2 separate regions of the Homo sapiens genome follow, and region 2 is linked to region 1. Evidence: read pairs that join two places in POLR2A ChIA-PET (ENCODE). Cell type or tissue: OCI-LY7. All regions are shown on one strand. Each heading gives the region's core, and the rest is flanking DNA. Links, peaks and the distances in the headings are about the cores only.

The links. Peaks named below come from ENCODE experiments on the same cell type or tissue, not always from the same donor. Only the 100,000 strongest peaks of a DNase experiment are listed, where the experiment ranks them.
Region 2: POLR2A ChIA-PET joins it to region 1 with 6 read pairs; 2 of 35 experiments call an interaction of 5 or more read pairs at or near these places.

Annotation. Positions count from the first base shown.
Region 1 is chr6:11,459,333-11,462,252 of GRCh38, forward strand. The region is part of intron 1 of LOC105374928 (a long non-coding RNA gene); the gene reads left to right. Among named protein-coding and RNA genes, the nearest start is that of TMEM170B, 77 kb to the right of the region's middle. RefSeq lists an enhancer at 890-1,079. In OCI-LY7, for the core only: CTCF peaks have their summits at 1,247 (motif pointing left) and 1,448; DNase peaks (open chromatin) are centred at 249, 1,049, 1,659 and 2,109; H3K4me3 peaks cover 2,481 bases; H3K27ac peaks cover 2,500 bases.
Region 2 is chr6:11,009,572-11,012,491 of GRCh38, forward strand. ELOVL2 (ELOVL fatty acid elongase 2) reads right to left here. Exons shown (of 8, transcript NM_017770.4): 2 at 1,175-1,238. Among named protein-coding and RNA genes, the nearest start is that of ELOVL2-AS1, 33 kb to the right of the region's middle. In OCI-LY7, for the core only: no CTCF peak of the experiment used is centred there; no DNase peak of the experiment used is centred there.

The DNA of each region.
Region 1 (2,920 bases), core at 148-2,647:
AATTCACATCCTGATTCAGTGGATTTGTGGTAGAGCTTCAGATGATGATGATGATGATGATGATGATGATGATGATGATGATGATGGTCCGCTTTGAGTAGCAGGCTCTACACTGTCTCTCAGAATTCCCCAGTGGAATTCAGCTTCATTTGCCCTCAGTGGTAACTTTCTTGATTATTCTCCTTTGGTTGGTTTTCTTCTCTTGCCTGTTTCTCACTTCTCTATTCCCCTACTAGTGTTTCCTACTTGCATGTGAATTCTTATTTCAGGTTGCTTCTGGGGTAACCCAAGCCAAGAATATGCATCTATCTATTTATCTATCTGCTCACCTATCCATCCATCTATTCATCTACATCTATCCATCCATCCATCCATCCATCCATCCATCCATCCATCCATCCATCCATCCATTTACCTATCTATCTAGCTATGTAATGCATTCATCTATCTTCTATTTATCTATTTATGTAATCTATTTATCTATCTTATCTATCATGTGTCTAATATATTCATTTATCCACCTATCTATTCATCTACCTAATCTATTCATCTATGTATCTACTATTTATCTAATCTATTCATCTATCCATCTATCTAATCTGTCTACCTACTTACCTACCTATCTGGAACATAGCAACAGAGCACAGCCTCTTAAAAAATCCAGTAAATTGAAGAGCTGAAAGAGAAAGAATGAAGACATACTGGAGGGGGTGGAAAGGAAAAGTTGATGACTACCACCTAAAGGGACTTTTTCTTCCTCCTTGTGTCATTTTCAACAGGATGTGGTATCATGGAGCTCTGGTGAAAGAAGAGACTAGGCAGTTAGCTATGGCTACATAAATGGGACAGCTCCAGAAGTCCATGGAGGGATCCCCTTTCTACTAGGAAAGATGGGCAAGGACTTTATGCCTGATTCTATTATTCAGGGCACATTGCTGACAGGGTTGGCCAGTGAGGCCATAGAGAGAAGGCAGGCCAAATGCTAATCTTGGAAAGGACGGAAATCAGCATAAGCAGAGAGACACAGGGTGAAGTGGTAGCGGAGAGCGGATGCCACAGTGTGTGGGCTTGTGGGTCAGCCCTATTAAAGGGAGGAAATCAGTAAATGGGCTTGCAGATGGTTACCCAAGATTTCTTCATGACTTTGTGCAGCCTGTACAATGTATGCTCCTTATCTTGTGGGAGTGTAATTGAGAGCCCTGGACTTCCTCAGCTCAGATCCCAACTCTGCCACCTCCTGGTTATGCTACCTTAGCATGTGTATTCAACCTCTTTAAGCATCGGTCTTCCCATCTATGTAGTGGGGACAGTAATTCCTATTTCATGGGATTGTCATAAAAATTAAATGAGATATTTTGTACAAAGTGCTGCCTTTATTACAGCTGGAGGATAAGAGAGCAGCCCTGATACTGTAAATATTCCCAAGAATGATGAGGAAATGACGGTGGACCTTTTACTTGATTCCAGCGTTATGAACACACACACACATACACACACAGATATAAGCACACATATGTTTAATAGCATATAGGTAGAAAGCCACAGGAGCGGTAATACCCTGATTATGTAAATCAACCCCAGCTCTAACAGCTAAAAAACCCTACTGCTGCTCTTAGCTATGCATGAAATCACCCCCATGAAACTTCTTTGAATAAAGCAAACATCTGTTCTTGGTGGAATGCAAAAGAGAAACTTTATTTGAAGTTCCTGCTTCCCCTTCTCATTAAAAGTATTTCGAGCACTATTAAAATAGTTTCTGCCAAGAGCACTTTTTGTGCTCTTCAGTTTCTTAGGTTCACTGGCCTGAGAACCAGCATTCAGCATTCTTAGTCCCACCATAGCTGGGAGTCTGGGGTCTGGGAAAGGGATAGAGTCAGTTTGTTTTTGCCATCAAGACCCTCTGATCGCCTCAGATGGTCTCACCTGCTATTGCTTCTTTCCCGTCCTGACAGGTTGATATTCTGGAAGCAAGATCTTGGAAGGCCAAGGACAGGTCATTTCTTAGGACTGTGCAAAAGAGAATCAGTCTTTACAGTAAGCTATTTGATTCTAGTAGTTCTTTCATCTCAGTCTTTTGAAAGCAACTTCCCCTCTTTAACCAACACCTGCCATGGCCTCTTCATGAGCCGAAGAAGGTGAGTGCTGATGGAAATCCCAGATGTGGCCAAAACTCCCCAGCAGCAGACAGGTCAAAGGTCTTTTGTACCCTTTCCCGTAACGGGTGGCACTTGATCTTCAGAGTGGCTTACACTGTTCAAGAGGGTTTGAATCATAAGACATTTGGGGTTAAAAAAAAAAACCTGTCATTTTGCATTTTGATTTTTGTAGAGCCAACTACAACGTATTTGAAAATTGTGTTCTTGAAATAAGCCTGTAATAGTAGGTGTCAAAAGTATCAGAGATAAAATGTCTACTCTTTTAGTGGCGTAAGTTGTCGTTGTTTCAAATTACATTTCCTTGTACTATATGATGGATGTACTATGCACACACACTTTATCACACACGTGTGTGTGTGGGAGTGGAAATGTGTAGGTAGTCAGAGAGGGAAGAATAAAGAATTCATGCTAATGTCTAAATAAATGAATTAATTAGTGAAATAAATAGATTCCTGTTTACACTATACTACAATTTTTAAGGATAACCAGTTGTTAATTAATACACTGGACTTGAAGGAGACTCATTTGTGTTGAAACATGAAATGTTTGTCCTCTCTCCTTCTCCCTCCCACCTGGAAAACATGAAAGATCTGCAACTCACACATACTAGTGTAATTTAAACACACTTTGAAAGAATTGATAGGCTGGGCGTTGTGGCTCACGCCTGTAATCCCAGCACTTTGGGAGGCTGAGGCAGGCGGATCACGAGGTCAGGAGATCCAGACCATCCTGGCTAACACAGTGAAACCCCGTCTCTACTAAAA
Region 2 (2,920 bases), core at 299-2,798, 450 kb before region 1:
TCATCTGGAGGGAGGGGTAGGAGATCCTAGGAAGGAATTCCAGGCTCAGGGAATAGCACGTAAAAGAATTTTACATATTTGCAGAATTAAAAGATGGCTTGAGCAGCTGTATGAAAGCCAGTGAGGACGACGGATACTGACTGAGTTGGAGAGGTTGCTGGGGTTAGACAGCCCAAGGGTGCGCAGTCCATGATAAGAAGTTTGGTTTTTACCTGAGAGCAGTGGGATGACACTGATGAGTTTTAAGCTACAGTGCCATGCAATATGACTTAGGTCTTTAGAATGTCATTCCAGCTGACACTGAATAAATGACTGGAAGGGGCAAGAGTGGAAGAGGGGAGGCCTGTTAGGAGGCCACTGCAGTACAGTAAGCGACTGGTGATGAAGGAAAGATGGAGAGATGTCTAAGCTCATCCTACCTACGGGCCCCGGGCAGAGAAAGCGCACACATCTTTTTTTTTTTTTTTTTTGAGACAGAGTCTCACTCTGTTGCCCAGGATGGAGTGTAGTGGCGCGATCTTGGCTCACTGCAAACTCTGCCTCCTGGGTTCAAGTGATTCTCCTGCCTCAGCCTCCTGAGTAGCTAGGATTACAGGCATAAGCCACTACGCCTGGCTAATTTTTGTAATTTTAGTAGAGACGGGGTTTCACCATGTTGGTCAGGCTGGTCTTGAACTCCTGACCTCATGATCCGCCCACCTCAGCCTCCCAAAGTGCTGGGATTACAGGCATGAGCCTCCACACCCAGCCAGCGCACACATCTTTAAAGGGAATTTATCAAGGCATCTAAGGGCAGAAATGTCACATATAACTAGGATGTAAGAAAGGTGGAAGATGAATGGGCAGTGGAGAGGAAACAAGAAAGCAGCATCCTTTAGAAGGAAAGTTACAACCCGGCTTTGTAGCCAGACAGACACTGGAGGAAAGCATTGCATTTCACTCTATCTCTGCTTCCTGCTCCCAGAACTTCTTTAATCCCAGGAGAGGTTAAGCAGTAGGAGAAATGGGATCTTCTGGACATTCTGGAAGGATATCAAAGTTGAGGAAGTTAAGTTTCTAAATATTAAGTACCTTACTATTTCCAAGACACCAGAAATAACATAATCCCTTTCTATAACTAAATGGTGTTCTTCCTGTGTTCCTTCCACATTAAGTTCTCAAGTAATTCACTGACCTCGCGGTCCAAACATATTGTCCAAAAAAGCATTGATTTCATCATCAAAGGCCTTTAGATGTTCCTAAAAAGAGAAAGAAAAAATGATTTAAGTGTTTTTTTCTTCTTTTTTTGAAACGGTCAAAACAAGCCACTACCAACAACATGTAACTGACAGACTTTCAAAGGGTCCCAGCTTCAAGGACTTTTGACTGCAAAGACTTAAGGAAAGAGGACAGTAAATGCATCCTCACCTTTCACAAGCCTATAAAGATTTGGAAGGAAACAATTCCTCTTATTTCCTTAGGCAAGAGGAGTCCTAGAGAACAGACTTGGTGCATTTAAACATTGAAGGGTTGGCCAGGCGCGGTGTCTCACACCTGTAATCGCAGCACTTTGGGAGGCTGAGGCAGGCGGATCACGAGGTCAGGAGATCGAGACCATCCTGGCTAACATGGTGAAACCCCATCTCTACTAAAAATACAAAAAAAATTAGCCAGGCATGGTGGCAGGCACCTGTAGTCCCAGCTACTCAGGAGGCTGAGGCAGAAGAATGGCGTGAACCCGAGAGGCAGAGCTTGCAGTGAGCCGAGATCACGCCACCTCACACCAGCCTGGGCGACAGAGTGAGACTCTGTCTCAAAAAAAAAAAAGAAAAAAAAACATTGAAGGGTTATTGACCTAAATTCCATTTACCTCTAAAATGCTTATAGGCAAAGCTGTTCCATAAGCAACTTCCCTTGTTACAATAACAGTTGTGGGTAGGCAATAGAGAACATCTGTTTCCACAAAATATATTCATAAATCCAGTTTTAAAATGAAAATTCAGGCTGAACTGTATTTCGTAAAACTGAATCTAAAACTTTAAGTAGGACTGTTTTTCAAGTAAGGAGCATTACAGCTATTTTTTCTATTTATGTTTTGTTTGTTTTCAAACTATTTCTTACACATTAACATCTACTTTATATTACTGTAAATAGTGCCACTTGGGTACACCCGATTAATTATTGTCACTTTCACTGGATTCAGGTGGGAGCCGGAATACTGCCAGCATGGTCTGCTCTCACGCTGCTCAAAATACCCGTTCAGGTATTTCCCAGCTCCGCCACAGAGGTCTACAGCACCTCCTCAAGCAACCAGAGGAGAAGTCAGAACATTACCAGTATTTCCAGGAAGGTGGGGCCAGCGGGTTGGTCCCTGACTGTGTGTGAGCTGAGCATGACAGCCTCGGGAAGTTGATATGGAGCATGCATTAGATTCAGCTCACTCTCAAAAAAAGTTGTAAGTGCCAAAACAGATGATTAATTTGCTGGCATCTGAAAAAGAGGAGCGGCATGTTTGCTGCCTGGCACATATCACTTGGACCTATTCCTTATTTGTGACTCTGATCCTGAGAGAAATTTCAAGGAAACGTATGTCTTCGGGAACTTTAGAAAGCTTGGGAAAGAGGATGAAGATGATGACTAACATTGACTGGCACCTACTATTGCTGGCCAGCATATAAGGAACTTTATCTTCATTATTTCATAATATCTTTATAAAAAATATCTGGGCTAAACCAAGCCTGAAAATTTTTAAACAGTATATTCATCTTTGTTTCCATGTAGGGCATCTCGGGAGGCCCCCGATGTGAGAAAGGTCAGTTACCTGAGATCTCAGTGTGACAGAATATGATCTGTGTTGCTTTAGAATGGGGGCGGCTGACCAGAGGCCTCTCAGTCTTGAGCAAAGAATGTTAATCTCACAAATGTACTCACCATCATAACA